3 separate regions of the Homo sapiens genome follow, and regions 2 and 3 are each linked to region 1. Evidence: read pairs that join two places in POLR2A ChIA-PET (ENCODE). Cell type or tissue: HepG2. All regions are shown on one strand. Links, peaks and the distances in the headings refer to the core of each region. The heading gives the core; the rest is flanking DNA. Region 1 overlaps KLF9-DT (KLF9 divergent transcript). Region 2 overlaps KLF9-DT (KLF9 divergent transcript). Region 3 overlaps KLF9-DT (KLF9 divergent transcript).

Region 1 (9,918 bases), core at 3,102-5,601:
ATAAAAAAAAAGTTAGCCAGGCGTGGTGGCTCGCACCTGTAGTCCCAGCTACTCAGGAGGCTGAGGCTGAAGGACTGCGTCAGCCTAGGTCAAGGCTGCAGTGAGCCCTGATTACACCACTGTACTACTCCAGCCTGGGCAACAGAGCAAGGCCCTGTTTTTTTTGTTTTTTTTTAAATCATAACTAAGGGTGGCTCAGGTAAGTAAGAGTATAATAGATTTTAATTAAAAAATAACAAACCTGACAAGACCAGTTCAATAAAAGTGTACAGCTTAAAAAAATAAAGAAAACAACAACAAAAATATTAAAGTGGTACAGGGAAGATATTGCAGTAGGTGACTGCAGGTGGAAGAAAGGTGTAGATAGGGGATACTGGGCAACCAAGAATATCATCACCATCAGCATCATTATCACCGACCCCTTTCATGGAGGGCTTACTCTGTGTCAGGCCCTGTACCAAGCACCCTGCATGCATCCCTGTAAGGTAGGTATACAGTGTATAAAAAACTCCAAGCCATCTTGGAGTTCTTGCATTTTTAGAACTTAATCTCTTAATTTTAGAAAAGAATTCACTGAAGCCCAGGGGAGTTTGCCTACTTCATGATTTTTCTGGGACAAATTTTGTCCCCTAGGATACACGATCACTTAGAAATTGCACCTTTGCCTGCCTCAAGGCCCAGTGCATATACCAGCGGGATCTCTCCAGGATCTCTATGATCATGGCCTGTACAACCCCTCAGACTTGCATTTTAACTGGGATTGTACTGGTGAAACAGACTGCTCGGGCCTGGACATCTATAGACAGCCCTAGGACCACCATCATCATTATTCCAGAATAGAGGAAAAGTCTGTATCTTTCCTTGAAGATTATATAATCCAGGAATTTGAATACATCAGTCACTTTAGGTTTTTTAAAAATATAAACTTTTCCCTTCCTTACTCCTTGCCAGCTTTTCTTTAATTCCCTTTAATTTCACTTTGTTTGAACTGGACATAAACACTGAATTCTCCAAACTCACTCATTTCAGAGTTACAAAAGAAAGTAATGAAAGAAAACTGAGATTTCATCTACATGAATTTCTCACACATTTACAAACATAACTGCTGCTTGACTTGATTTAGAATATCTTTTTAAACCCAGCAATTCTAGAACTGTAGAATGCTTTCTCTTTTTTCTCCTTTTCCACTCATTCATTCTCCAGATATTTATGTTCCTGGCAATGAGCTAGGCATGGGGGAATACAGAAATGAAAAGAGACTCTGTCCTCCATGAAGTTTATATGTTAAAAACGTATATATAAAATAACATATCAGCAAATAATTATTTCTATGTCAGGATTTTTTTCTTCTATTTTCAACAGTGAAGTTTCCTTGGGGGTGTTGGAATGCGTATTATAATAGTTTTATGATTAAAACCGGCTTGGGCTGTTTTGCCAGCATGTGGTTGTCCCAATTAAATGTTGGCAAAATAAATGATCCCAAATTAATATGAATCATTCCTAATTAAAATAATTTATCACTAAAGTATATATTATGCCACATAAATGTAAGAGGGCTGTTTTCCCCCAAGTTAGTCTTTGTAAATACACATTTTCAAAATCCAAACAAACCAACCGGAAGGAGCATGAAAATTCAGACTGTAAGTGTGCTTCTAGTTTATGCTTTCCTCTCTAAATTCTGCCTAAGAATTTGCTTTATTATCAAAGTTCTCAAAACAATGGCTTATGGGCCTGTAGCCAGAACATATCAGCCTTGTTTTCTGTGCATCCTAAAATAATTACAGTATTATCATTATTAGCTCTAATAAGAAGTAGTGCCTACAGTCAGCTGTTTCAGCGTTGTAGACCACTGTGAGGAGCTGGCCTTTGGGTCTGAGATAAACTCTAACCTCAGACAATCTCTGGGAGCTATTTCCTTATCTGTAAATTGATGAGATTAGATTAATAAATCTCCAATAGTTCCTCCCAAACTCCAAACACTCAAGGGATCTAAAACAAAAGAAAAAAAATCCTAGAGAAAAAAACTGGGGCAAGACTTGGGTTCTTTAAATACCATCTCATCTGCTGTACATCTACAAATACTGCTCTTTATGGCAGTGAAGGTCAGAAAACCTTAAATCAACATTTAATGGGTAGCAGACACAAATATAAATGTGTTCAAAATCCCTTCCTTAATTTTATAGTCTCGATTTTTCTTTCTTCAAGCTGGTTTGTAGAAAGTGGAATGGGGGTTCAAATAACCTATTCTTTTTCCGTGGTAAATTGTATTATTTTATTTATTTATTTATTTTTGAGACAGTCTCGCTCTGTCGCCCAGGCTGGAGTGCAATGGCACGATCTCGGTTCACTGCAACAACCCCCGCCTCCAGGGTTCAAGCGATTCTCCTGCCTCAGCCTCCCCAGTAGCTGGGATTACAGGCATGCGCCACAATGCCCGGCTAATTTTTGTATTTTTAGTAAAGACGGGATTTCGCCATGTTGGCCAGGCTGGTCTCGAACTCCTGACCTCAGGTGATCCGCCCACCTCTGCCTTCCAAAGCGCTGGGATTAACAGGCGTGAGCCACCGCGCCTGGCCCAAGGTAAATTTTTCACCCTAGCGGGGAGTAAGGTACTTCCTGGCATATGCAGCACAGATTCCCAGGCCCCTCCCCTGGAGATTTTTATTCAAACTGTGCCCCAAGGCAGGGTTTCCCCACCTTGCAGGGTGGAGCTAATCACCTGGCGCTCGATTTAAAATACAGATTGCCGGGTGTCACCCCTGCTCAAGGACCAGGGAAGTTCAGGCTAAAATCACACTCTGTAGGTATTGGGTTCTGCCAGTTCTGGCTTTTCTCACTCTTTCCTGCTGGGAGGGGTGGACCGTGCCGGGCAGAACTGCCAGCCTCCAGGCGGGAAGGAAGGAGGAGAACAGATGGCCCACTGGGGGTAGAGGATCACGTGTTGGACCTCATTCTGGGCTGCATCCAGACCTCTCCCTTTCAGGGCCCAGCCCCTCCAGCTCCAGCGACCCCACCTAGGCACACGGAACATATGTGGAGGAAACCAGTGTTCATTTTGTTGAAAGCAGGGGAATTAGAGAAGGAGGCGAGCTTGAGGAGGGGAGAGGCTAAAGGGATAAAGCTTCCAACAATGGCGATGTTCCTGGATTTTGAAATACAATCAGGTAAAGCCCGATCTGGTGGAACGCCCGTGGCCATAATGACAGCTAACACCCAGGGGCTGGAGGGGGAAGGGCGCTCAGGCAAGCGCGAAAACTTGCACGCCGCCCTACTTTGCTCCCGCCCCACTTAGCAGCCTTCCGCAAAACTCCAGCCCTCTCCTCTGCAGCGCAGAAAGGCCGCCCGTTCATGCATATGCAGGAGGATAAGTTTAGCTCGCAGCCCCCCGCGCTCCGACCGGCCCAGCGCGGCACTCGGTGAATCACCCGCGCTCGGGGGCGGGCGCTCGGCTCCGGCCGCGGACTGGCGGGCGACTCAGCCACTCGTGGACCGCGCGCCCCGGCCTGGCATCGCCCTTTTAAAAAGTCTTCCGCAGGCGGCCGCCGCCGCAGCAGCCTGAGGAGGCGAGTTCATCTGAGGACAGTCCCAGTTCTCAGAAATCCCTTCCCTGCTGGAACATCAAGCTCCCTTTACTGCAGTTGAACAAACTGCCCTAGATTGGGGGACCAGGAACCCGCCCCAAACTCGTGCAAGGAGCTCCGGGCGCCCACGCCCACGTGAGCTAACCTTGAAATTAGCCCCTGCACCCGGGAGCGCGGGGGTGGGAGTGGGCGGGGACCGGGGGGGAGCCCCGCGCGGCCCAGGCCCTTGCTTTGCGCTCTCCGCGTGCACGTACCGCCCCCGCCACCCTGTTTCATAACTCTGGCGGTGTTGCATTTTTTTTTCTTTTAATCTCCCGGGTAGATGGGTGTGGGGTTCCTGTGTTGGGGAGAGGGCAGGGCACCTTGGCCACCTTCCATCCCCCACGCCCGCGAGGAAGAGGAAAACCTGCCCTGCGGTCCTCCTAGGAACACTGCAGAGTAGGGTGTCGAGATGACATCAGCTTCTAAACATAGCAAGCACCGCACCCCAACTCCATGGGCTGCGGGGGTGGGGAGGGAGTGGGGGAGGCGGGTGCTGCTGTCCCCGGGCGGGGCGTGGCGGGCAGGCCGGCCAGGCTGTGCGGGAGGAGATGACTTTGCAGGAATTGCGCTCCCAGAGTTTGCCGGCAGATCTCTCCCGCGATGGCCCGGCCAAGGGGTTAGGAAACATTCCTGCCATTCCGTGCTCTCCCCTACCCCACAAGAACCACACGCACGCACACACGCACTCTTGGATCGAATGTGCCTTTATTTATAAATCAATCCAGCCCCAGCCCAGGTTCGGTCCGGTCCCGGGAGCACCTGCGCCCCGCGTCTGCCTTCAGGCTAAGCCTGCGAGGGGTTCGGTGTGGCCCTCCCAGTGAGTCAGAATGGGCTGTGTTTCCTGTGGTTGTTGTGGAACAGTTTGTCCTTTTTACTCTCCGCCCCCCCCGCCCCGTCTCCACCCCCTTGGTAAATATAGCGCTCACGTTTCATCATCTCTTTGTCCAACGAGTGCCAGACACCCCGGCCCGCGGCCCCCGCCGCCTCCCTCCTCCTCTCCGCTCGGTTACCTCGCATAACCTCGCGCGGGCAGGCACCGGGCAGCAGCTCTCCCCGCGGCCGCGCCCGCCCGGCACCCAGCGCTTCCCGCCGCAGCACACCCCCAACCCATTCTCCCCTCCCCTTCTTCCAGTTCCCCCTTCTGTACGGCCCCCATGCTCTTGTCCCACCCCCTCTACTCGGCGTCCGGGTACTGGGTCGAGACGTGTGTAGGTGTAGGGAGGTGGATAGCCCTTTTCCGAGCCGTAGGCGTCACCCCTACGCCCAGGCCCAGGCCCAGTGCTGGATCCTGCACTTTCCCAACCTCCCCCTCCCAAGTTCCAAGGTTGCCCTCTGTTCCCCTCCCAAGCGCAGGTGACAAGCTGCTGAGACAGTGTCTGATTCACCGACAGCTGAACCAGCTACTGGTACTTGGAGGTGGGCGTTTGCTGAACTGTTTTCCTCCCACCTCCCCCAACCCCCTACCCCGGTGGGGAGCGGGCTGGAGGGTCGGAAGAGGCAAGGTGGATGACAGCCGAGAAGTGCGTGCCCGCTCTTCCCTCTCTCCCTCCTCCTCCCAGTTTCATTTCCACACATACAGCCACCCACCGGGGACCGGAGGCGGCTAGTGTTCTCTGAACGCCGGGAACTGGCTCTCTCTGTGGTCTCCTGTTTACTTCCCTCCTCCTCTTTTCCCCTCCCTTCTCCCCGCCCCCATCTCCCGGCGCCGCTTCCCGCCCAGAGCAGCTGGGAAACCTGCAGCTGAACACTGCAGTCATGGGACTTCCCTGGCCCCGAGCTGTGCCCCAGGTTTGCCCTGTCCTGTCCTGCCTTGCCCTGTGTCCGCTTTTTGGGGGGCACTTATTTGTCCTGAAAAGGGTCTTAAGGCTCCCTATCCAGGAACGTGGAAGAGGTGACTGCTTCCCTCCCCCTTCCTCTCCTCCTGACTCCCCTGCCAGCTACCTTCCTGTGGGGGCCCTGCCTGGCTGTCTTTTTTGGCCAGGATTCTGGGCCACCCCCACGAGTGGCCACCTGTCCAGGGAGAAGTGGTGAGACAGCTAACGGTGTGTAAGAACTCTGCATCCAGGATGCTGCAGAGCTGGCTTCTTTGCCATCACAGACTGTCCTGTTCGTAACAGGGTGCCCAAAATTCTCTGCCGACCAAGGTTTTCAGGCAGAACCCCAAAACCTGCTCCTAGGGACACACCCTCTCCTTATGGAGTCTGGCAAAACCTTTCCTTTCAAAGCTTGCTTCACAGCGGGGAAGAATGCAGGCTCTCTCCCTAAGTAAGCTGAATGAACAAAGGACTCCAAGGAGGCCGTGGGGGTTCCAGCTCTGGGTGCCGCCTGCCTGAAGTTCACCCCATTTAAAAACCACCTCTTCACCACCACCCTCTGCTCCACTGCCATGGTTACCAGCTCCCTGTCCTTCCCAGCACAATGTTGCACAGAGGCAGAAACAAACAAGGACATTTAAAATGTTCTTTTAAATACCCAAAACACTGCCTTGGTATTTTGGTAGCAGAGAAGAGGGAATAAAAGTCCTGACTGTTTGCTGGTTTCCTTCTGACCCCACGACCCTGAAAAAATCCTTACCCTGGATGGCCTCTCAGCTGCCAAAAGAGGGAAGGAAGCTTGGTGAGATACTAGAGAGTGGAATTCAGAACAAACCCTTGGCAGGAGAATTATTCACCAAGATAGACTCTTCTTTCTTCCCCCTCCACCCCAGCTGCTTTGAAGTACCTGCCATCAGACTATACCACCTCCGCTTTGTGGCTGTCATCTGCAGGCTCTCCTGCACTCCCCCTCATTCCCCGAAGATTCTAGCACCTGACTCACAGTCCCCCACCTCCACCCAACTCCTATTAACATTTTTGGTGAATTTAGCATCCCAATAGATTAATGACCTATCTGAAACCCTGGTACCTGAACAGCAATCATTTTTTTCCTCCACCCCACTGTCACATGGGTATCTTCAATCTTTTCATCACCAAATAACAGCACCACCTCCGACCATCATCCTCCTTCCTGACCAACACTTCTTTCTCTCCCAGCTTATTTGCTCAAATAACCACATTTGAACAATTCTTTGACCCTATTTTGACTTCCAGTCTACTTTTTCACTGTCTGTCATTGACCTTTCATTCTTACATCTCTCCTACCCACCTTAAGATTTCATGGTCTTCCACTATATCATTCTTTCGCATGCACCTCCCCCTACTCTCTCATTCCTGGGACCATCTGGCCAAACTCTTGATTCTGTCCAGCTTAACACACTGGACAAAAATGACAGGGCTAACTGTTGTCACTCTAAATTTATGATCATACATCTCAAGTGGGCTCTCAACACTGTCCGTGTGCATTTCCCTCGTCAGTTTACTTTCCCACACGCTGAAATGACTATATTGCACCTTCTCTCTTCAAACTTCCAACACCCCTCCCTTCCTCACTCTGAGCTGAGAAACTTGCTGCTTATTTTACTGAGAAAATAAAAGCAATTTGACAAGAACTACCTCCTCTTCCCACCATCATATCTTCCATCCTGCCTACCTTTCCACCCAGACGCTGCCTTCTCTCTTGTCACCTGATATACTGTTCCTGCTCCTGTCTAAGGCAAATCCTTCCATGTGGCACCAGGTTCCCTTCCCCTCTAGGCTATTTAATGACTGTTTCTAAAATTACCCCATCTCCTGCTTATCAAGTTGTTGCTCTGTTCTAAATCATTCACTTCAGCACAAAAAAGTGTCCTCCCTCCTGTCTTTATATGTATACTTCTGCGTCTGTGCCCCCTTGACCCCATATCCTCCTGCACTGTTACTCCATTTGCCATCTTCCTTGTATGCAGACATCTCAGAGTTACCTCTATGTACTGTCTATATGTGCACACCCCCTGTTCTCTTTTTATATTTATTTATTTATTTTTGAGGCGGAGTCTCACTCTGTCGCTCGGGCTGGAGTACAATGGCGTGATCTCGACTCACTGCAACCTCTGCCTTCGGGGTTCAAGCGATTCTTCTGCCTCAGCCTCCTGAGTAGCTGGGACTACAGGTGTGCACAACCATGCCTGGCTAATTTTTGTATTTTTATTAGAGACGGGGTTTCGCCATATTGGCCAGGCTGGTCTCGAACCCCTGACTTCAGGTGATCCACCCGCCTCAGCCTCCCAAAGTGCTGGGATTACAGGCATGAGCCACCATGCCCGGCCCTCCTGTTCTCTCTTGATCTCACACCAATCAGACGTTCATTTCTGTCACTGGACTGAAACTACTCTTCTCAGGATCACGGATGACCTCCATGATGCCAAGTCTATTGGGCAGTTATTTCACTTCACATCACAGCAAAGAAGACTAAGGAGTGGACAGTGAAATAGAGGAAAAGAGAGACTATGGTGTCCTAGGAGCCAAGTGAAGAAAAGGAAGAGAGGTGGATTCCTTCTTTTTCTTCTTTGCTACTTTCAGTTCTTCTCCTGGCTTTCTCTCTCTCTTTTTTTCTTTTCTTTTTTTTTTGTACAGAGTTTCGCTCTTGTCACCCAGGCTGGAGTGCAGTGGTACAATCTCAGCAGCTCACTGCAACCTCCACCTCCCGGGTTCAAGTGATTCTCCTGCCTCAGCCTCCTGAGTAGCTGGGATTACAGGCATGTGTCACCATGCCTGGCTAAGTTTTCTATTTTTGGTAGAGATTGGGTTTCACCATGTTGGCCAGGCTGGTCTCACACTCCTGACCTCAGGTGATCCGCCTGCCTCAGCCTCCCAAAGTGCTGGGATTACAGGCGTGAGCCACTGCTCCCGGCCTCTCCAGGCTCTCTTAAAGTCGAGTTGCCCTGGAGCCCTGTCCTTGTTTCTCTTCCACATCCATACTCACTCCCTTCCTGGTTTCATGCAGCCTCAAGGCTTTAATATCTTCAGGGTTGGTTCCGTGGTTCACACCCATAATCCCAACACCGTGGAAGGCCAAGGTGGGAGGATTGCTTGAGCCCAGGAGTTGGAGGCTGCCATAATCTATGACTGCACCACTGCATTCCAGCCTGGGTGACAGGCTTTAATACCTTTTACATGCCAGGGTTGACCCAATTTTTATATTTTTATCTTCAATTCACACCTCTTTCTTTCTTTCTTCTTTCTTTCTTTCTTTTTTTTTTTTGTTTTTTTGTTTGTTTTTTTTTTTTTTTTTTTGGAGTCTTGCTCTCTCATCCAGGCTGGAGTGCAGTGGTGTGATCTCAGGTCACTGCAACCTCTGCCTCCTGGGTTCAAGGGATTCTCGTGTCTCAGCCTCCCAAGTAGCTGGGATAACAGACGCTTACCACCATTCTCAGCTAATTTTTGTATTTTTAGTAGAGACAGTGTTTTGCCATGTTGGCCAGGCTTGTCTCAAACTCCTGACCTCAAGTGATCCACCTGCCTTGGCCTCCCAAAGTGCTGGGGTTACAGGCGTGAACCACTACGCCTGGCCCACACCTGTCTCTTGAGCTTCACACGTGACCATCCAACTATCTAGTCATCATTTCCACTTGAATATATGATGGACATCTCCAACTCAACATATTAAAATTGAACTGTGATCGTTCCCTCCTAATGCATGGCTCTATTGGCAGCTTTTCCCATGTTAGATAGAGACACTCCTGTGCTTCTAGATGCTTAGGACAAAAGCCAATGAGTTATCCTTCATCTCTCTTTTAAATGGATACCCATACCCCATAGCCAATCATCCATCAAGAACTCCTGTTAGTCCTATGTTCCAAATATCTCTACAACCCGGCCCTTCTCACCTTCACTGCCATGCCGTGCCCCTTCCTCTCTTGCCTCGATAACTGCAGGAGCCTTCTAGCTGCTCTGCCTGCCTCCACCCTTGACCTTGCTTCTCTTCTCAACACAACTGCTAAGAGCTAAGTGCTCTTCTTAAAATACATGTCCGGTCACAGCACTCTTCTGCTCAAAACACAGCCGTGACTCTAGTCTCACTCAGAAACTGCTGCTGTCCTCACAGTGGGGTAAGCCTCCTTGTGAGCCCAAAAGGAGACGTCCTGATCTCCCCTACCGCACTCCATTCCTCACTCCGCTCCAGCCCCACTACCCGCCTTGCTCATCCGGGAATTAACCAGCTGGACTCCTGTCTTACAAGCATTCACAGTGGCTCTTCCTTCTACCTGGAATGCCCTTCTCCAAGATCTCAGCGTGGCTCACATCCTGACCTTCGCTGAGCCTTTGCTCACATGTACCCTCCTAAGAGAGCTCTGTCCTGGTTGGGAGGTACTCCTGGATCTGGAGGTGGATCTCCTTCTCCTGAGTCACATGGGGAAGGTATGGCGGATGGGATATTC
Region 2 (9,918 bases), core at 7,081-9,580, 61 kb after region 1:
CAGAGGATGACAGGGCTATTTGTTCAGTTCCGTTATGAGCTCAGCAAAATGTGACAATCCTGGGAAATATAAATATATATTGCTATATTTATATGTGTGTTTGTCTCGGGAGGCCTGGCGGGGAGTGGTGGGTGGAAGAGTGGGTTTCCTGGAGGATTTGAGTAGGCAGAGATAACTGGGCAGAGCAGAGTCTGTGTCAGGCTGCATCGATACATATTCAATAAATAAACATTACAATGAGAGCTAATACTGCTTGAGCACTTATTATGAGTCAGGCACTGTGCTCTGTTCCTTACATGCATTGTTTCATTACATCTGTACCTCCCTATGTACCCTATGTAACCAGCGTCTCAGTGCCCTGCCCACACCCCCTTGTGTGCTCTTGCATAGTCCTGTACGCCCTCATTACTTTGTGCTGTGCACCCAGCAGCCAGCATCGTGGCTCTGTGTTGGAGGATGGTCCTTGAGCTACTAGAATTGCTTTGCTTCTCAGTATAGAGAGCAGAAGTGCCTGGGACTTCACCTGTGACTACCAGGTACTGTGGGACGAATGCTCCCAGCTCCCCATGTGACCTCTCCTGTCTCTGGCACACCTCTGCGTGGACTTTATTTGATTGTCAATGTTGCTTGGACGCCTCTCTTCCCTTCCTAGTCCCACTCTCTACCTCCTCTACCAGTTTCCTTTAAGGACACTTTTTGTTTTTTTCTTTGTTACCCAGACGAGAGTGCAGTGGTGCCATCTTGGCTCACTGCAACTTCCGCTTCCCAGGTTCATGTGGGAACACTTCTTTTTTTTGTTTGTTTTTGTTTTTGAGACAGAATCTCGCTCTGTCGCCCAGGCTGGAGTGCAATGGCACAATCTCAGCTCACAGCAACCTCTGCCTCCCAGGTTCAAGCCATTCTCCTGCCTCAGCCTCCCAAGTAGCTGGGATTACAGGCGCACGCCTCCACACCCAACTAGTTTTTGTATTTTTAGTAGAGATGGGGTTTCACCATGTTGGCCAGGTTGGTCTCAAACTCCTGACCTCATGATCTGCCTGCCTTGGCCTCCCAAAGTGCTGGGATTACATGCGTGAGTCACTGCGCCTGGCCCTAGGGCACACTTTTTTATAAATCACCTCATCATGAGTCCTTATCTCAGGACCTACTTCTAGGGACTCCACACTTGGGCAAGGTACTGTTAGTACAGTCATTTTGCAAATGAGGAAACTAAGGCTGTTACACACACACGCATCTCCATAACTCCTGCTCAGCCTCCAGATGAGCTTTCTCAGGCACCCTTCCCCAACCCATTTGTCTAGGTAATGTTCCTTGCTTATGTTCTACTTTTTTCTCTTTTTCTATTTTATTATTATTTTTGAGACAGGGTCTTACTCTGTCACCCAGGCTGGAGGGCAGTAGCATTACTATAACTCAGCTATAATGCAGCTTTTTTTTTTTTTTTTTTTTTGAGATGGGGTCTTGCTCTGTTGCCCAGGCTGGAATGCAGTGGCATGATCTTGGCTCACTGCAACCTCCGCCTTCTGGGTTAAAGCGATTCCCCTGCCTCAGCCTCCCAAGTAGCTGGGATTACAAGTGCCTGCCATCATACATGGCAAATTTTTGTATTTTTATTAGAGATGGAGTTTCACCATGTTGGCCAGGCTGGTCTCAAACTCCTGACCTCAGGTGATCTGCCCGCCTTGGCCTCCCAAAGTGCTGGAATTACAGGCGTGAGCCACTGTGCCTGGCCTATCATGCAGCTTTGAACTCCTGCTCTCAATCCTCCTGCCTCAGCCTTTTAAGTAGCTGGGACTATAGGCATGTGCCATCATGCTTGGCTAATTAAAAAAAATTTTTTTTTTGTAGAGACAGAGTCTTCCTTTGTTGCCCAGGCTGATCTTAAATTCCTGGGCTCAAGTGACCCTCTCTCCTTGCCCTCCTGAATTGCTGAGATTACAGGCATAAGCCAGGAAACCCAGCTACTCCGCTTATGTTCTCAGATTCTTCCTTGTTTCCCTTTATCTTGGTGCTAGATTTACAATGATCTGGGTGATTATCCCATCAATGACCATCTCCCCTACTAGAGTGCTGGCTCTGGGAAGCCAGGATCCATGTCTTTTGCTCTTAGCTGTATCTCTAGGACCCTGGCATAGTTTCTAGAACATAGTAATTGCTTAGTAAATATTGACTGACTGAATGAATGATCTGAAGTTTCTCCAGTTTCCTCACAGGCGCTCACTGGTCTCCTGGATAAATACTTTTCAGCCTTTGCTGAGAAATGGGCTGGGAATGCATAATATAAAACCCCTGAGAGGGACACAAGGTCTCCCTCCTACTGCCAGTCTTCTGGGGGTGTTTAGAGAGATGCAATGTCCAGGGCAATGTGACAGTATTTTACTCCAGAGGACCAAAATTTAGCAACTAGAAGCTGATTCTAGAGGGTGGGCCTTGAAAGTTATGTAGAATTTGAATGGATGATTAGGAGGAAATATGAAAAACATTTTAATGAAATACTATGTCATTTAAATACACACACATTCTGAATTAAATACACATTCTTGGATCCCTGTTCTTCTCAACAAAAGTACACTGAGTCTCCAGTTCTCATTAGGAAGCTGATAAATATCTATTTCCTTCTATTCCTGCCACAGTAACTCCCCAGCTATATAAAATTTACAAACTGCTTTGGAAGCATTTGTGGAAAAAAGTGCCAGAGCTCTGTATGTGATTATTGAAATAAATGCTGATTGAGAGATTTCCCAGGTGGATACTTAAAACAGACATGGGCACATATGTACACTCACACCCCACACACAGGATACTTTAGGCTGTGATCAATGGAGATAAATTTTCCCACCTGACAGTTGACTGTAAATCAATCAGTGGTTTTAATAGTCACCAGATTTCTGCTCCTGTTTGCTGCTGTCTCAGGCAATCATTCACCCGCTGGGACACAGGACCTCAAGGATCTTGGCTTTTTGTCATCACTGCACATGGAGACATGGTGCTTAGCAGCAAGGTAAATATTGTCATACTGCGTATGTGAGAGGCAAGAATAAGTAAGTCAGGACATCCTTAGAAAAGTTTATCTCTGGATCCCCACTTTCCTTACCAATAGACTAATAGGAAGTCATGAATTTCCCAGGTTTTTACCAAATCAAAAGATTTTCATGACACTGTATAAGCTGGAAAGTAGTTGAGGGTCAGTAAATATCGAATGAATAGTTTCGAAGGTGAACATGCACTCCTGATTTTTGGGTTAGATTCTTGAACTTGCCCCTCCTGACTTTATTATCCTGTCCATCAAGGTTTGCTTGGAGTTACTTGAACAAGCCAGGCTGTTCCACACCCCAGTACCTTTGCATATGCTGCTCTTGGTGCCTGGATTGGAATGCTTTCCATTAATCCAAGTGGGCTGAGGACATCTGATCTTTCGACACCTGGCACCAGGATTGTCTTTCATCTCCTTTATGAAGTTTTTATTGACTGACTCTCCCACACCCAGAATGAGCCACTCTATCCTGTCCAAATTTGATTGCACATATCTATTTAATAAGATGTGACTGGGACCTTTGGGAAGTCCCTGCTCACACCCTGTACCCACGTGGAAGCCATAATCAATGCTTCACTGCAGCCCACTTGCCCCCTTGCTACCTCTCAAGCCACCCCGAAAGCATTTCAGCTATGTGGATTTGACTGAAATGCTCACAAGGGAGAAAAGTGGAGGGCTTACACTGAACACCATATGGCCAAACTTTATACAAATCCCCGTTAAAAATCTTCCTTCATTCCCAAAGCCTTTTCTCCCACTGCCAGCTGCCTTATCTCCCCTATCCTTTCCAATCCTCCTCTCTCCACTCTCCTCCGGCTGCACTGGCTCCAGCCTCCTTCCACCCCTGGATTCTTCACCACTACCTCAATCCCATTTAGCAATTTAGTGCACTCACCCTTTCTCCTTCATTATCTGGCATGCTTGAAGCTTTAGGTTATGTTCATCAGATCTCTTTGAGATCAATCCCTCTTAAAAGACAAGGGTATTGTAAATAGGCAACACATATATTCTCCTCCTGCTAGAGACTGGAGCAACTTGAGGGCAAGAATCAAGCCTCATATACCTTTGCATCTCTAATGCAAAATATTTAAAATGTTTGTGAAATGAAGAAAGAAATAAAAGAATGTAGCCACCTATTAGAATCCATAAAGTTCTACTCTAATCATGGTTTTCTCCCGTTTGAACATTTTCTACGTCTTCTCAATTAATGCCTTGGCCTCAACTGCCATTTCTCCTTGACTCCAGCACTCTGCTCAGCAATGATGGACCTTCTTTCCCTTAAGCCCACACTGCATATTCTTTCCTTCAGGTGTTCCTTTGGGTTGTCCCTTCATGCCTGGAGTAATCTATGTCATTTATGAGGGTGATTGGTGGTGGGTTACCATCACCCTATTGAAATTGAAGGTGGATGTAACTCGTCTGGTCTTGCAGGTCCAGCCAAATCCTTCCCACTCTTCAAGACTCAACATAGGCCTTACCCCTCAGGATACTTCATTGAGGTCTCTAGCCCAGGCATGAATCTCTGTTGAGTCCTTGGGATATATATAAGCCTTGAAAGCACCCACTCTAAGGGCACTTAGTTATTTGGCTTGCTCTGTTGTGGAATGTGGGGGATGAGGCTTTGAAGCCATTCCTCTTCTCAGACTATGGTCATTATTAGGGCTATTCACCAAATTTTTCAAGGTTTCCTCCACTTCCAGACTTGTGGTAGGTTTGTATATAACTTGGCATTGTGTGTGGCCGATTTGCTTTGGCCAATGAAATATGAGCAGAATTGGCATGAGTCCCTTTGGAAAAGAAGCTTACAGGGGAAGAAGTGTTAAGAGCTGGTGAGCGATCGACCACACTTTCCTTCCCCTGGCATGGTGATTAGCAATGTTTGAGATATGTGGCAGATTGCCCATTAGACTGGGTCCTCGGGTGAGGACCCAGCTGATTCACAATGGGCATCTGGTGAAGGCAGTAAACATACCTTTTTTTCGTTAGGCCATTCAGATACAGAGGTTATTTGTTACTGCAGCACAACCTATCCTATTCAGACAGACTATAATTTCCTTGAGGGCAGGAGACATGCTTAACTCACCTTTCTATCCCCTATAGAACATAGTAGAAGATCTTGTGGATGTTCAATAACTATTGCTGATTATGTATACTGAGATAGGGTAAACTACATGAGACTGGAGAGTGGGACTTGGTCTCAGAACTTCAACTTGAGATCTCAGTCTCTAAAAAATCAAGATAAATATACAAGATGATTCTACCTGTATTCTAATAAGAGTCTCTGGAGCACAATTCTGAAAAACATTTTCTTTTGAAAAAACTTTTTTAAAAATGAAAGAAGATTCTTGCATACAGGGAGGCAGAATAGTGTAATCAAAGGAATCTGGGCTTTCAACCTTGGATAGACTTGGGTTTAAGTGCCAGCTCTGCCATGTCCATGGCTGCATGATCTCGGACAAGTTATTTAAGCTCTTTGAGTCTTGGTTTCTTATCTATAACAGGGATGATATCAACACCTACTCTACAGGATTACTGTGGGGTTGAAATGAGAGAATGTATGTAAAGTACTTGATACATTATGTGTGATCAACAAATGTCATTCTGTTAGGTCTTTGCTCCCACCAGGTGTGTGTGGGTTGGTGCAAACTCTTGCTTAATTCTCTGAGAACTCCCCTTCATTTACTCCTTCTGAGATCTTGGTTACATGCCCAGTCCCTGGATTTATTTAGCTTGGTCCAGGTCAGATCCTTAAGGTTTTGCATTTACTGCCCCAGGCACACTCTGGCCTGAGAAATTCCATCTACGACTGGCTGGAGTTGGCACTAGCCCTTGGCAAATAACTTCAATTGGGAGAGAAGTGTTTTTGAGACAGGCTCTTTGCTGCCAAAATTTTAAATAGGGCCTTCTGTGAGGGAGGTCTGGTCAGGGAAGTGAAGGGAGGTGATCTCCCCAGGGAAGAAAAAACTTAAGGCCAGGCATGGTGGCTCAGGCCTGTAATCCCAGCACTTTGGGAGGCCAAGGTAGAAAGAGCCCAGGAACTCCTCAAGACCAGGAGTTTGCTTGAGCTCAGGAGTTCGAGGCTAGCCTGGGTAACGTGGCAAAACCCCCGTCTCTACAAAAAACTAAAAAATTAGCTGAGCATAGTGGCGTGCACCTGTGGTTCTAGCTACTTGGGAGGCTGAGGTGGGAGGATTGCTTGAGCCCAGGAGGTTGAGGCTGCAGCAAGTCATGATCACTCCACTGCCCTCCAGCCTGGGTGACAGAGTGAGACCCTGTCTGGAAAAAAAAAAAAAAAAAGAATTTAAGATATCCCAGTGACCAGTTCCAAGAAAGCCCCACCTGGGCCTGAGCACTGGCTCTAATGACAGGCGATTGATTACTCTTTGAACTCTGGGATCTGTCAGTGATGGTGGCAGGGGAGTCTGCGAAATTATCCTCAGTGACTGACTCCTTGGGCCACAGGCTGGGGCATGGTGTGGTGGTCCAAGGGCTTGTGTTCTACTGGACTCTTGGACCTGTGAACTTGTGTTTAGGGGTGGAAGTATTGTCCCTGACTAAGTCCTTGAGGCCAGCTCCCTCCTCCTCTCCCATGTAGCTACAGCTGTGGTGTGGCATGGCCAACCTCCCCAAAGGTGCTTGTGTAACTTGTTTTTCAAAGTCTTGGCAGGAGCTCTGGTCCTGAAGTGAGAAAGGGAAAGGGTGTTTACATTCTGGAAGAACAGTTCTGAGAAGTGTCTCACATCAGGGCTGTCCCTGAACAATCCTTGTTCCCCAGTATCTCTGGAAGCTTCTTTTCCTATGGGATGGCTGGTCACAATCATAGAGATGATCTTGGACCTAGAGGAAACAAGCTTGAACATGACAGAAGGTAGGCAGTGAGGAAGCGCTGGTCTGCCACCCAGGGTTTGCTGCCCTGTGTAAACTGCCCTCCCTGGAAAGGTGAGGAAGCTCTCCAGGACAAGACTGTTGTTGCCCCAGTGCCTCCTGCCGTGCCTGGAATAGAGCACAGGGCTACAAACAGGTGCTCCATAGACATTCACTAAGTAAATAAATTGTGAAAATACGTGGGCAAGAAAACATTTCAGAGGTCACATTGGTGCAAATTCTTAATTGACACCAGGTTAACAGCTTTCTCTGAATAGTACTTACATTAATAATAACAATGGTTACTATTTATTAAATACCTAGTGTCTGCCAAGCAAAGGGAGATATTATTTCCTTAAATCCCACAATAGTTCTACTAATAGGTAGACTCTCCCCAGTTAATAGCTGACAGCGCAGAGACTCATGGGCACAAATCTGAGAAACTTGCCTGAGGTTCACCCAACAAATTAGGATTCAAAGCCACTGCCTAGGAGGCCCTGATTATCCTCTTTCTGTTTCTCTGTGAGGCCCCTCTGTGCCCTGCTCACCTCCTGCTGGTCTCTGCTCCTGCCACAGCAGCGGGGAAACAGGAACCTTTAAAGAAGGCTGAGGTGCAGTTCCATCCCTCCTGGGGCGGGCAGTTGTGCATTCTTGCCATTTTTTTCCTCTTGCAAATAGGCTTGAAGTCAACGTAGAAAGGGCAATGCAAAAGCAGCCCCGTTCCAGATGTCTGCTTTGTCATACTTTAAAACACCCACCCATATTCAGGCCTGTCCATCCTTCATTCTGGCAGCCCTCCCCTCCCGCCTTGCCACCTGTCTCCATACACAGCTTTCCCTTTTCCTGTCCTTCCTCTTCTGATGGGTGTGAGGGCCAGATTTCACTTCACTAGAACAACCTTGCTACTAGTATTATTCTAGGGACAGGCCCTGGCACAAAATAAACACTCGATAAGTATGTGTTGAATTGCACTTTAAATTCTAGACAAAGGAGGAAAAAGCTTTGGATCCAGAAGAAAATAGAAAAGCTGGGAGTGGGGGTTAGGGTAACAATGAACTTGATCCTCTATCCCCTCTTTCCTCCCTCACTGCCTCCCTCCCTAAGCCCGGGCAGCAATGTACTTAGTATTACTGCTGTCATCTGATTACAGTAACATCCAAACAGATTGAAAAGCCCCAATCAATGCCAGAGCTGAAGTGCACACGCAGGGGGTTGTTCCCTTGGAAATGTTGCAGCTGTAATTACTCTCCAAAGAGAAAAATCTAAACAACTTTCTTGACCCTCTGGGGAGAGGAAGTAACAATTGAACTACAAGGGGCAGAAAGTCATTTCTGACGTACCGTGTGCGTGTGTGTGTGTGTATGTGTGGGTCCCCACCTTCGCAGTGTACTGTCCAGAGATCGTCTTTGACAGCCCTGCATTCAAACGCCGGGCTGTGGGTCGGCGGCGTGGTGCCTGCTGCTGCCGCCGCGGCAGCTGAGATCATGCTGTTGATCTTGTTTTACACAGAGCAGCCCAGCCTGTTGTGCCAGTACAGAATGTTCTCTTCTGTGAACTGAGTTTGAACTTTTCCAACCCACTTTGTTTGAGGAACCACACAGACAAAGAGGGAAAAGACAGGGAAGATAACCCCCAAATCGTTGAAATCGTGGTGATCTCTCGGATTTTGGCCTAGACCATTTGCTTTTTCGCTACTCAAAATTGACCATCCCAAGCATTACACTTCCTGAAAGAGCAAAGCGCCTGTGATGTCCGTTTTCTAAGACAGGACTTGGCATCAACTTTGGAAATTAACGAGTCTGTCACTGTCTCTCTTCAATTTCTTTTTTTCTTCTTAGGTGTTCAGGGAGTAACGGTAATAAAAGTTATTTTCCTTTAAAGGAAAGGTAAGGCCCCTTGTGCTGGTGACTTCTCTCTCAGTTGTTCAAGCTATTACAATATTCCAAATAGTGTTCCCAGTTTGCTGTTATAACTGGAAATAATTGATTGTAAGGATTTTGGGTCACTGGCCTCCATATAAATGACCAATGAGAAAAGCTGTTAATGCTTGGTAAAGTAAGGTGGTTGGAAATACCTTTTCAAAAACCATCCTCATATAGCAAGACCCCATCTCAAGCAACAACAAACAAACAAAACCCACAACTTTCAAGTTAGATGAGGTCCACAGGAAAAAACAACCAAAAAAACCAAAGCCATCTTCACCTAGTCATAGGGTTGAGTCTCCAGTTGTTTAGGGGGTTGCTTGGACGATCTGAGTGGGAGACCTTTATAGCATAGACAGAATGGTGCAATGCAGTGATTTTCCAATGTACTATTATTAGTTTTTAATGATAGTGGATTCCTTTCTTTGGAGTAAAATTCACCAAACACTCACTGGTGAAGCAGGAAGAGCACAACTTTGAAGTGTGAGCTGTGGATCTGAAGTGTGAGGTGTGGGTTTGAGTCTCCTTCTACTTAGGGGTGCTCCTGTGATACAGGGAAAGTCACATCTTCCGAGCTTGATTGGTGAAAGGAGCATAAGGCTTGTCTTGTATACTTGCAGAGTCATCCGTAAGTGTCCAGTGTTATGCTGTTGCACCAATGAGAGATTTTTCTCCTAAATTCTCAGTTCTACCACCTGCTTCATAGTTTGGGGCTGCTGTCTTATGGTTTTTGCTGACTGCTGGTAATAAGGAAATCTCTAGAAAGGAGTCCTTACTCTGAGATGGGGCTAGTTCCCAGAGATTCCCTGTGACTTTTTTCTTTTTCTTTTTTTTTTTTTGGGATGGAGTCTCACTCTGTCGCCCAGGCTGGAGTGCAGTGGCACGATCTTGGCTCACTGCAAGCTTCGCCTCCCAGGTTCGCACCATTCTCCTGCCTCAGCCTCCCGAGTAGCTGGGACTACAGGCGCCCACCACCATGCCTGGCTAATTTTTTGTATTTTTAGTAGAGGGTTTCACTGTGTTAGCCAGGATGGTCTCGATCTCCTGACCTCGTGATCCACCTGCCTCAGCCTCCCCCTGTGACTTTTGTTGTTGAAA
Region 3 (9,918 bases), core at 184-2,683, 65 kb after region 1:
AGAAAACTTGACCATAACTGAATTTTCTCACCTGGGTGACTGGATATGGTTTGGATATCCAAACCGTATCTGCCCAAATCTCATGTCGAAATGTAATCCCCAGTGTTGGAGGTGGGTCCTGGTGGGAGGCAATTGGATCATGGGGTCGGATTTCTCAGGAATGGTTTAGTACGATCCTCTTGGTACGGTCTTCACAATAATGAGTGAGTCCTCACGAGATCTGGTCATTTAAAAGTGTGTGGCACCTCTTCCCTCTCTCTGGCACCCGCTCTGGCCGTGTGATGTGCCTGCTTCCCTTTTGCCTTCCACCATGATTGTTTAAGCTTCCTGAGGCTTTCCCAGAAGCCGAGCAGATGCCAGCATCATGTTTCCTGTACAGCCTGAAGAACTGTGAGCCAGTTAAACCTTTTATCTTTATAAATTGCCCAGTCTCAGGTATTTCTTTATAGCAGTGCAAGAACAGCCTAATACAGTGACTGCTAGGAGAGAGGAGCCAAGAGAAGGAATACAGGACCAGGGTCTTTTACTTCTCTTTTTATAAAGGGAAAATAATGAGTTGGGTTTCAGACAGGTTGAATTTGAGGGGTCTATGGGACATCCATGGGGAGAATTCTAGCCATCATTTGGAAATACATATCTGGAGTTAAAAGCCAAAGAGGTAGTTCAGGATTCAGTCACACAGAGGAACCAATGGAAGCCTTGGGAGTAAATGCTATCACCTAGGATGAGAGCCACACAGGGCATTTATAGGCCTGAAAAAGGACAGCCAGGTTAGACCTTGAGAGGTGCCTAATGAACACCAGAGGAAGAGAATCTGAAAACAATTCCTAACAATGTGGAGTGTCGTTAGTTAAATCCAGACCTCTACTTCTGTGTCTGATTCTTCTTTAACATAGAGCAATGACTCACCTCAATGTGGCCTGTTGGTGTTTGAGAATGAACAACACAGGTAGCTTTCTCCTGTACATCATTTATGGGAGTGTTTCTCAAGATCTCCTGATAGTTGACCATGACTCACAGTGAGAAATATACTTTATTTTGGGACCAACAACATACATGTCTATATAATTATTTAAAGCAAAGGGCTTCATGAAACAATATCTACCTGTATCTTCTGAAATTAATGCAGATATGTTCTGTTTTATTTTATTAAAAAAATGCTAGTCGGGTCCCACTAAGTTGGTATCACAACCACTAATGTGTTTCAAACCCGTAGTTTGAAAGACACTGGGTTGAGGGACTGTGGTTTCTGGAAGTCCACTCTCCCTCTAGTGGTCGATATCTTTCAGGACAGACTCAGCTCAGCCTGAGGATCAGTGGAGAGGACTTAACCCCATCTCCAAAGGCCTCCCTTATGTGTTGGGATTTTTAGCTTTGGGAGGAAGTTTAGGTGAGTCCTACCAACAGGTTTACTTGTGATGTTCCCAGATGCAAATAATAATAATAGACTTTTATTGAGTCAGGCCCATTATATACATTATTAACACAATTAGTTTTAATACTAAGCCTCTGAGGGAAGTTCAATTATACTTTCTTTTTGCGGATGAGAAATAGCAAGGCTAAGAGAAAGAACTTGCCCACGATCACACAGCCAGTAAACGGTGATGCTGACATTCAAACTCAATCAGTTGGTTTGCAGAATCCAGTGCTTAATGCTATTCAGAAAACGTTCTGAAGAGTTGGACAGTGAGCTGTATCTTCCTTGGTTCACCCATGCTTCTGTGCCATGCCTTGCTAAGAGACTTCTGTGTCATTTAGCAAGGCGTAGTCTTTGCACCGTATGCTTTAGACCCTCTCTATGTGTAGCTTCCTCAAGTTTGAAGTTTCTTGGATAATCAAATATCTGACATGCTATCATGTCAGGAGCCAGGACAGGCAGGAGAGAGAAAGAGTAATGGGCAGGCAGGGGCTGCTGAAAGGGCCTCTGAAGCTGGGCTGGAAAAGGCAGTCTGAAGGGATGGAGTTTAGACCCTCATTATCTCCACCTGGCAGCAGCTTCCCCACTGACACCCTGCCTCCGTGCTCACCCCTAAGAGTCCAGCCCCCTCCGTGTCTCCGCCAGGCTTATCTGTGCAAAGCAGCACTGTCATCATCACTCTCCTACTTCATGCTTCCTGCTGACACTGCAGCCTCATCTTGTCCCAAACTGAACTCTTCTCTCTTCCTTCAGTGCCAGCTTTTCCTTTCTGCCCCCTCCCAGCATCTACAGGATACAGTTCTGGGTCCTCAGATGGCCACCCCAGACTCATGGTGGGCCCTCCTACCTTCCTCCACTCCTCTCCCATTATTTGCCCACGTGAAGCCCAGCCTGGCAAGTTTTCTCTCTGTCCCTGGATTCATGGTACTTGTCTGATCTCAGTGCTATGCCCACATTGTGACTTTTCATGGAACGCATTCCCCTCCCCTTTTCTCCCCATCCTTCAAGACCCAGTTCAGGCCTTACCTCTTCCCTATGGCATCCCCTCATTCCTTCCTTTATTTTTGCATCTTTGCTTTTATAGTTTACATTGATCATATCACCAAATACTGTGGAATATTTAAATAGTTCATGTTTTATGCTCTCAACTAGATTCATTCATTGATTCATTTTAAAACTATTTATTCAATTGCCTATTAAGTTTTGGGCACAGGAAATTTAAGGAGAGTGAGGGTAAGAATAGGTGTCATAACTCCAGGATCCACAAAGTGGGCCAGCACCGTCAAGGCAGTGGAGAGCTGTTGTTTTTAACCCTTTATTTCCATTCTCCTGGGAAAACACCCTGATTTTCTTTTGGTTACTCTATTCTAAGTCTTAGTCCTTGTGGTATGAGCAGCGCTGACCTTTCCTCCTTGAATGAGAAGTGGGCATGAGGCCGAGGCCTGGCCCATGAGAGAACTGCATTCCCTGGTCACAGATGTTGGTTCACAGATGAGTCTGTGACTGTGGCTAGGCCAGTGAGAACTAGCCCTGGGCTCTTGCTAGAACTGCCTGGGCTGTTAAGCTGGTAGGATGTGATCCTGGAGCTCTGGCAATTATTATTCTTATTTTATTTTTTTGACACAGGGTCTCATCTGTTGTCCAGGCTGGAGTGCAGTGGTGCGGATCTCAGACCACTATAACCTCTGCCTCCCAGGCTCAAGTGATTCTCATGCCTCAGCCTCCTGAGTAGCTGAGATTACAGGTACATATCACCACACCCGGCTGATTTTTAAATTTTTAATAGAGATGGGAGTTTCATGTTGGCCAGGCTGATCTCAAACTCCTGACCTCAAGTGATTCACCTGTCTCGGCTTCCCAAAGTGCTGGGATTACAGGTGTGAGCCACTGTACCCAGTCTCTGGCAATTATTATTACCACCACTGGGAGAGGGCCTGCCTGAAGATGAAGCCAACATGGAAGAAATCCTGAGAGTAAGGGAATGGAAAGCAATTGATTCTGGATAACAGCTTTTGAGCACTTCAATCCAGCTAATACTATACCTTGAAGCCAATACATTCTCTTATGGGTTACATTGATTTCTGTTGAGCTTCTGTAAGTCACAGCTAAAAGAGTTCTAATTATTGCAGTGTGTGCTTCATGCTCTATAATTATCTGCATCTGACTTGAACCTGTTCCCCTGACCCCAACTAGCCTAGACTGATTCCCATCCCAATTGAGGTTGGGTTGAGGGGCAAGATTAAAATAAATCTGGCCAGGCATAGTGGCTCACACCTGTAATCCCAGCACTTTGGGAGGCCGAGGTGGGCAGATCACCTAAGGTCAGGATTTTGAAATCAGCCTGGCCAACATGGTGAAACCCCGTCTCTACTAAAAATACAAAATTAGCTGGGTGTGGTGGTGGGTGCCTGTAATCCCAGCTACTTGGGAGGCTGAGGCAGGAGAATCGCTTGAACCTGGGAGGTGGAGGTTGCAGTGAGCCGAGACCACACCATTGCACTCCAGCCTGGGCGACAAGAGCAAAACTCCATCGCAAAAATAAATAAATAAATAAAAAATAAAAAATAAAATGAGCCTGGGGATGGAGGGACGATGAAGAGAGGTTGGTTAATGGGTACAAACATACAGTCAGATAAAAGAAGTAAGTTCCAGTGTTTGATAACACAGTAGGGTGACTATAGTTAACAATAATTTATTGTGTATTACAAAATAGCTAGAAGATAAATGTTCCTAACACAAAGAATGATAAATACTTGAGGTGATGGATATCCTAAATACCTTGATTTGATCATTACATATTGTATGTATGTAACAAAATATCACATGTACCTCATCACTATGTACAATTATGTGTCAAAAAAATAGTTTTAAAGAAAAGATGAAAGTAAGTCAATGGCTTTAGCATGGCTCTGGTCACAGACAAGTGCTGTTTTTTTTCTCCGCATTGAATCCTTCCCACAGAGCCTGGGGCCTGGTGCTGATATCCTCTTAGCATTCGGGGTATACCTGGCACTCCTGTGCTGGCTCATGTCAGCCTTTTATATAAATAGCCTGTATTGCATCTCTGAAAAGAAGGACAGGGCGCAGTGGCTCATGCCTGTAATCCCAGTATTTTGGGAGGCTGAGGTGGGTGGATTGCTTGAGCCCAGGAGTTCCAGACCAGCCTGGGCAATATGACAAAACCCCGTCTCTACTAAAAACACAAAATTAGCCTGGCATGGTGGCGTGCACCTGTAATCTCAGCTACTCTGGAGGCTGAGGCACGAGAATCACTTGAACCTGGGAGGACGAGGTTGCAGTGAGCTGGGTGCGGGCCACTGCACTCCAGCCTGAGTGACAGAACCAGAGCAAGACTCGATCTGACAAAAAAAAAAGAGGATAGGATCCTCATATTGAGCAAGATTTATAGTAATGTGCTTATAAGCCTGTAGTGGGCTTATAAACAGTAAGTGGCTGTGGTTAGGTTACAACAGAGAAAGGAAAACTTACTGTAGTCTTCATTTTAATAATGCCTGTGCATGAGTAGTGGCTTCTGAGTGTGTGTTTTATTTATTCTCTGATAAATTCTTACAAATCAATTGGCATATATTTAATAAGTACCAGCTATAAATTAGAGACCAAACCTTTTTAGTCATTGCACAGCCCTAAGCAGTAGCTGCTTAATTCATATTTTTGGTAATTAATTATGCTTCGCAGCCCTCAAATTATTTAGAGATATGATCGAGCAGAGGGAGTACAAATTTTTGGTTTCCAGTAAAGTACTCATCTTCACCCCTGGTTCAAGGAATGACCCAATATTCCTAAGCTAGTGGTAGGAATATTTTCTTTCCCTCCAGCATTTAGTCTCAGATTCTTGGAATGTTGTCAGTCTCAGAAGTCAGAGGTTGGGGAACATTTGAAAATGCTGTTAACAGAACAGATTATGCCTTGAACTAAATCACTTGTATGCCTCACCTTAAACGTTCCTAGGCTGCCCGGGGTGACTTCTTGTGCCTGCATTTAGTCTCTGGCTCAGGCTACACGTGGACACACCCTTGGATTAGCCCCAAATTGGAGCTTCTCCAGTTGAAGGTGTCCCTCTTAAGTGCTTCTGCCTGGTGAATATTTGGAATATTTCAGGTGCCCTCTCTGGCCCCTTTTACTTAAATCTTTCTGTAATAAAATCATAATAAAATAACTTCAGTGACCTTCTGCTAAGGAGCCCTAGAAACAGCTCTGGTTAGAGGCACTTCCAGAAGTAAGACCAGCCACAGTTCTTTATGGGGGATGAGTTGGGAAGGGCCATCTTATCAGAGAATATGATTTAATTACAGCTGCTTAGGAGCGAGACTTCCCATTCTGGCTAGTTCCTATTAATAAAGCTTAGAATCCTGAGACAGAACAACACCTTCCTTCCCCCAGATATCTCAGGAATCATTAGACTTTAAAGATCCAGCAACAATTTTATTTTTCCTCTAGTTGGGAGTAGGGAAGTGTGGCACTCACCTTCCTTTCTCCACTGGGGTTCAGCAGACACTGATTTTATGGCAGACTCAAAGGCAGTGTTCTCAGCCTTGGGGCACACTAGAATAACCTGGGGGCTTGAAAAACTATTGAGGTCAGGTGCTCACCTCTCAAGATTTTGAATTACGTGGTCCGGGCTATAACCTGGCATCGGGATTTAAAAATCTTCCCAGGTATTTATAACGTGCTATAGTTGTTTGATCTGATCAGGTCCAGGAAAAGAAAAAAGCTAAATCCAGACTTTGCTTAAACAGATCATCATTGCCTAAAATTGTTTTTCTATATGCCAGAGAATATGGAATAATAAGAAATATGACTTTGTAATAAAGACAGCTGGAAAATTCTTTTGATTGTTTTTTATTGTAATTGGGGAGAGTAAAAATCTTGACTTTGGCTTGGCCTGGTGGCAACTGTAATTCCAGTGCTTTGGGAGATGGAGGTAGGAGGATTGCTTGAGGCCAGGAATTTGAGACCAGCCTGGGCAACATAGTGAGATCCTGCCTCTACAAAAAAGTTTTAAACATACCTCTGTCCTGTCAAGATATCTTCCCCAAAGTGAAGCAAGTTTGAAATGAGTGAACATCAGCAAGTACCACCATTCTCAAATTTCCCTGCCTCCCATACTGTCTACTTGGTTTTCCTGTTTTGTGTGAGGAGTTACTAGAGTTGTAGCATATTACAGTAGATAGGGAGTGTTGATATCCTTGATTGTGTTCTCTTCAATTTGCAGGCAAGGAACCGAGGCCCAAAGAGTTAGAGGATATGCCCAGGGTCACATGGTCAAGTAGTGGTTGTAATGACATTCTTGATTTTACCCAACACCTAGTCCCTATTTCTTTCTTTCTTTCTTTCTTTTTTCTTTTCCTTTTTTTTTTTTTTTTGAGATGGAGTTTCACTCTGTCACCCAGGCTGGAGTGCAATGGCGTGATCTCGGCTCACTGCAACCTCTGCCTCCCGAGTTCAAGCGATTCTCCTGCCTCAGCCTCCTGAGTAGCTGGGATTACAGGCGCATGCCACCACGCCCTGTTAATTTTTGTATTTTTAGTAGAGATGGGGTTTTTCCATGTTGGTCAGGCTAGTCTCAACTCCTGATCTCATGTGATCCACCCACCTCCACCTCGGACTGCCAAAATGCTGGGATTACAGGCATGAGCCACTGTGCCCGGCTCTCTAGTCCCTATTTCTTTCTTCTCAGCGGAATCTCAGTTTGGGGTTCTATTCCTCTTATTGTGACTCAGAAGAAGCTGACACCATTTGCAGCTCCAGTATAGATCTTGGTTAGTCTAAGCCAATGAATGAATGTCATTCTCCTGCCATCTGCTGTTGATCTAATGGTGAGTACATGACCCAAGATGGATCAGTCAGACTGAAGGGGACGACTTATTTCCCATGCTTGAAGGAGAAGATTCTTGTTCTGTCTCTTGCATAAACCTCCATTGCCACTGGGAGCCATCTTTTCACTGTCAGGGGTCCATCTGATGCAGGTGTCCAAGCACAATTAGAGCACCGCTCAATGTCTACTAAGTGAGGTGTAATTCTTAGTACATTACACAGTTGCCTCACAATGTCTAGCAGGCTAGGCTACTCCATTGGGCATCTGGGCAAAGCGGCGTTCCTTAACTTTTCCAGGCTGCTGAGGAGAGATGGTGATTAGCCATATCATGGCACTGAGGGAATTTCTGTGCGTTAGTCTTTGGCAATTAAACCTTATGCTGTTCCCCAGTGCTGTGAGTGGCATTGCCTGTATCTGCATAAGACTAGCAAGACAGAAGAAGAAGAAACTACCTGACTCAGCCAAGTGACAGACAATGCAATTTTAGTTGCCTGGTGACACTTTTAGTTGCAATGATGTACTTTTTGTTTCAACTTGAGCTGCTTAAATAATAAAATATTGGCTCAAGTAAATAAAAAGTACTGGAGTGTGTGCCTAAAACCAGAGGTTCAAATGATTTCACGTGTACCCTGTCTCTTGGCTTCCCTATCATCCACATTGCCTTTCTCGCATTCCACATGGGGGCAAGACGGCAGCCAATGACTCCAGACACACCTTCTTCCATGCCTAAGACCAATGGAAGAGAGTCGGGCCTCCCTCCTGTCTCAAGTACTGCAAGTGTCTCCTCACCCCTCATGGGCTCTGGTTGGATTGCATGCCCATTCCTGAACTAGCCATTATGGCAATGCTTTGAATTTCCAGGCCTCAATTGCCTGTCTCTCCCCAGGCTGAAGAACATAAACGGAGATCGGCAGCATGTCCCCAGAGGAAAATCACTGTTCTGTTACCGAGGAGACAGGAAAATAGGCTCTGGCTGTCCAAGCTGATATACCTAGAAGCTTTTCTGAATGTGTAGTTTTTTTTTGTTGTTGTTGTTGTTTGTTTGTCTTGTGCAAAGAGCAGGGAATTTGCAATCAGAAGACTGAGATTTCAGTCCCAACTATCTGAGTCTCAGCTCCACAATTTTTAAATGGGAAAGGCTATCTTTACCCAGTTTGAACCTGGTATTGCTCTGAGGCTTGAATGAGATTCTGGATAGGAAAGTGTTATTTAAAATGATAAGGGCTAAACAAAAAAGAGGGATTGTTGTTATTACTATTATCATCTTTTCTGAGTTTCTCCCACTCATACTTTGGCTATGTGCAAGGTTCTCTTAGGCAAGACATGAAGATTAAATGCAGCTAGGCACAATAGCTCGTGTCTGTAATCCTAGAACTTTAGGAGGCTGAGGCGGGCAAATCACTTGAGCTTAGGAGTTCGAGACCAGCCTGGGCAACAAGGCACAAGAATTGCTTGAGCACAGGAAGTGGAGTTTGCAGCGAGCTGTGATCTCACCACTGCACTCAGCCTGGGTGACAAAGTGAGACTCTGTGGCAAAAAATCAAAAACAAACAAACAAATTAGTCAGGCATGGTGGCATGCACTTTTAGTCCCAGCTACTTGGGGGGCTGAGGTGGGAGGATGGCTTGAGCCTGGGAGTTTGCAGTGAGGTGAGACTGCACCACTGCACACACCCACCTGGGTGACAGAGGGAGCCTCGGTCTCAAAGAGTAAATGCATTATTAGCAATTAGGAAGACTTTGGCCAGTGTTGCTGTTAGCACAGATAGCAGCTTTCTTACAATCAGAAATAGACCTCTCCTTCCACCTCTAGGCAGTGCAGTCCCCAGGGAACATGGTTTGCCAAGTGGATAGCATCATTGTGCAAATAAAAAGTCATCCCTTCCTCTAGGCAGACCCACCTGCATGCTAGGGCACACAGCATTGTGATTGGAGTGCATGCTGGATTCCAATTGTTGCTACCCTTTTTGCAGGAAAGTGGGGCAGTTGGGAGAGGGGGGCTCTGTGCAGTGTACAACCTGCACAGCTCTGTACTCGGGGCCCTTACTTTGGTGGTAAATCACTGGGCAGACTGAACTCTGGAAGGCTTACTCCTCATTTTCCTGGCAAAGTGCAGCTACCCCTCTAAGACCAATGATCACTTTGCCTTTTTTGAGCCTTTTCACTTCATGCTGAATGCAGCAGTCTGTGCTGTCTTTCTTAGTTAACCACCCACTAGTGATCCAGATTCTGCTGGTCTTTTCAGATGTTCACCTGCATACCGTTCCAACCACAAGGAAGAATTCTTCCTTTTTAACTGTCCTCATGAGTGATTTTGCAGAGGACAGTTAACCCTTTAAGATAAATGCAATGCGTTGGTTGACTACAATTGGCTGTTGTTGGAAAGTCGGATGCTGATTTCTCCAAAGTGCCTGGGTAGAAGGGCTGAAAAGCACAGGCAGCTTCACCTCAACTGACCACCACTGTTTGCTATTCTAAATCTTCTTGGCAACAGCAACTCCGGAAAGAAATTATTTGAACTAGATCCAGCCAGCCTCCAGGGATCCCAGGATGCAATACGGTAGCCTTTATTTTACTATGACGGGAAGTCTTCCTATTCTTAAAAGATTAGCCTGCTCTTTAGTGAAAGATGGATAGTTAGAGTCAACAGGCGCTTGCGGGGTTGT

What was found. ChIA-PET counts read pairs that join two places held together with the same protein. Peaks named below come from ENCODE experiments on the same cell type or tissue, not always from the same donor. Only the 100,000 strongest peaks of a DNase experiment are listed, where the experiment ranks them.
Region 2: POLR2A ChIA-PET joins it to region 1 with 40 read pairs; 23 of 35 experiments call an interaction of 5 or more read pairs at or near these places.
Region 3: POLR2A ChIA-PET joins it to region 1 with 23 read pairs; 24 of 35 experiments call an interaction of 5 or more read pairs at or near these places.

What each region holds. Positions count from the first base shown.
Region 1 is chr9:70,415,648-70,425,565 of GRCh38, forward strand. The region is part of intron 1 of KLF9-DT (KLF9 divergent transcript); the gene reads left to right. Among named protein-coding and RNA genes, the nearest start is that of KLF9, 6.0 kb to the left of the region's middle. RefSeq lists an enhancer at 3,158-3,879 and silencers at 3,317-3,626, 3,727-3,776, 4,707-4,796. In HepG2, for the core only: no CTCF peak of the experiment used is centred there; DNase peaks (open chromatin) are centred at 3,464, 4,514, 4,924, 5,264 and 2 weaker places; H3K4me3 peaks cover 2,500 bases.
Region 2 is chr9:70,472,479-70,482,396 of GRCh38, forward strand. The region is part of intron 3 of KLF9-DT (KLF9 divergent transcript); the gene reads left to right. Among named protein-coding and RNA genes, the nearest start is that of KLF9, 63 kb to the left of the region's middle. In HepG2, for the core only: no CTCF peak of the experiment used is centred there; no DNase peak of the experiment used is centred there; H3K4me3 peaks cover 381 bases; H3K27me3 peaks cover 2,158 bases.
Region 3 is chr9:70,483,448-70,493,365 of GRCh38, forward strand. The region is part of intron 3 of KLF9-DT (KLF9 divergent transcript); the gene reads left to right. Among named protein-coding and RNA genes, the nearest start is that of KLF9, 74 kb to the left of the region's middle. RefSeq lists an enhancer at 1,926-2,232. In HepG2, for the core only: a CTCF peak has its summit at 1,275 (motif pointing left); a DNase peak (open chromatin) is centred at 1,274.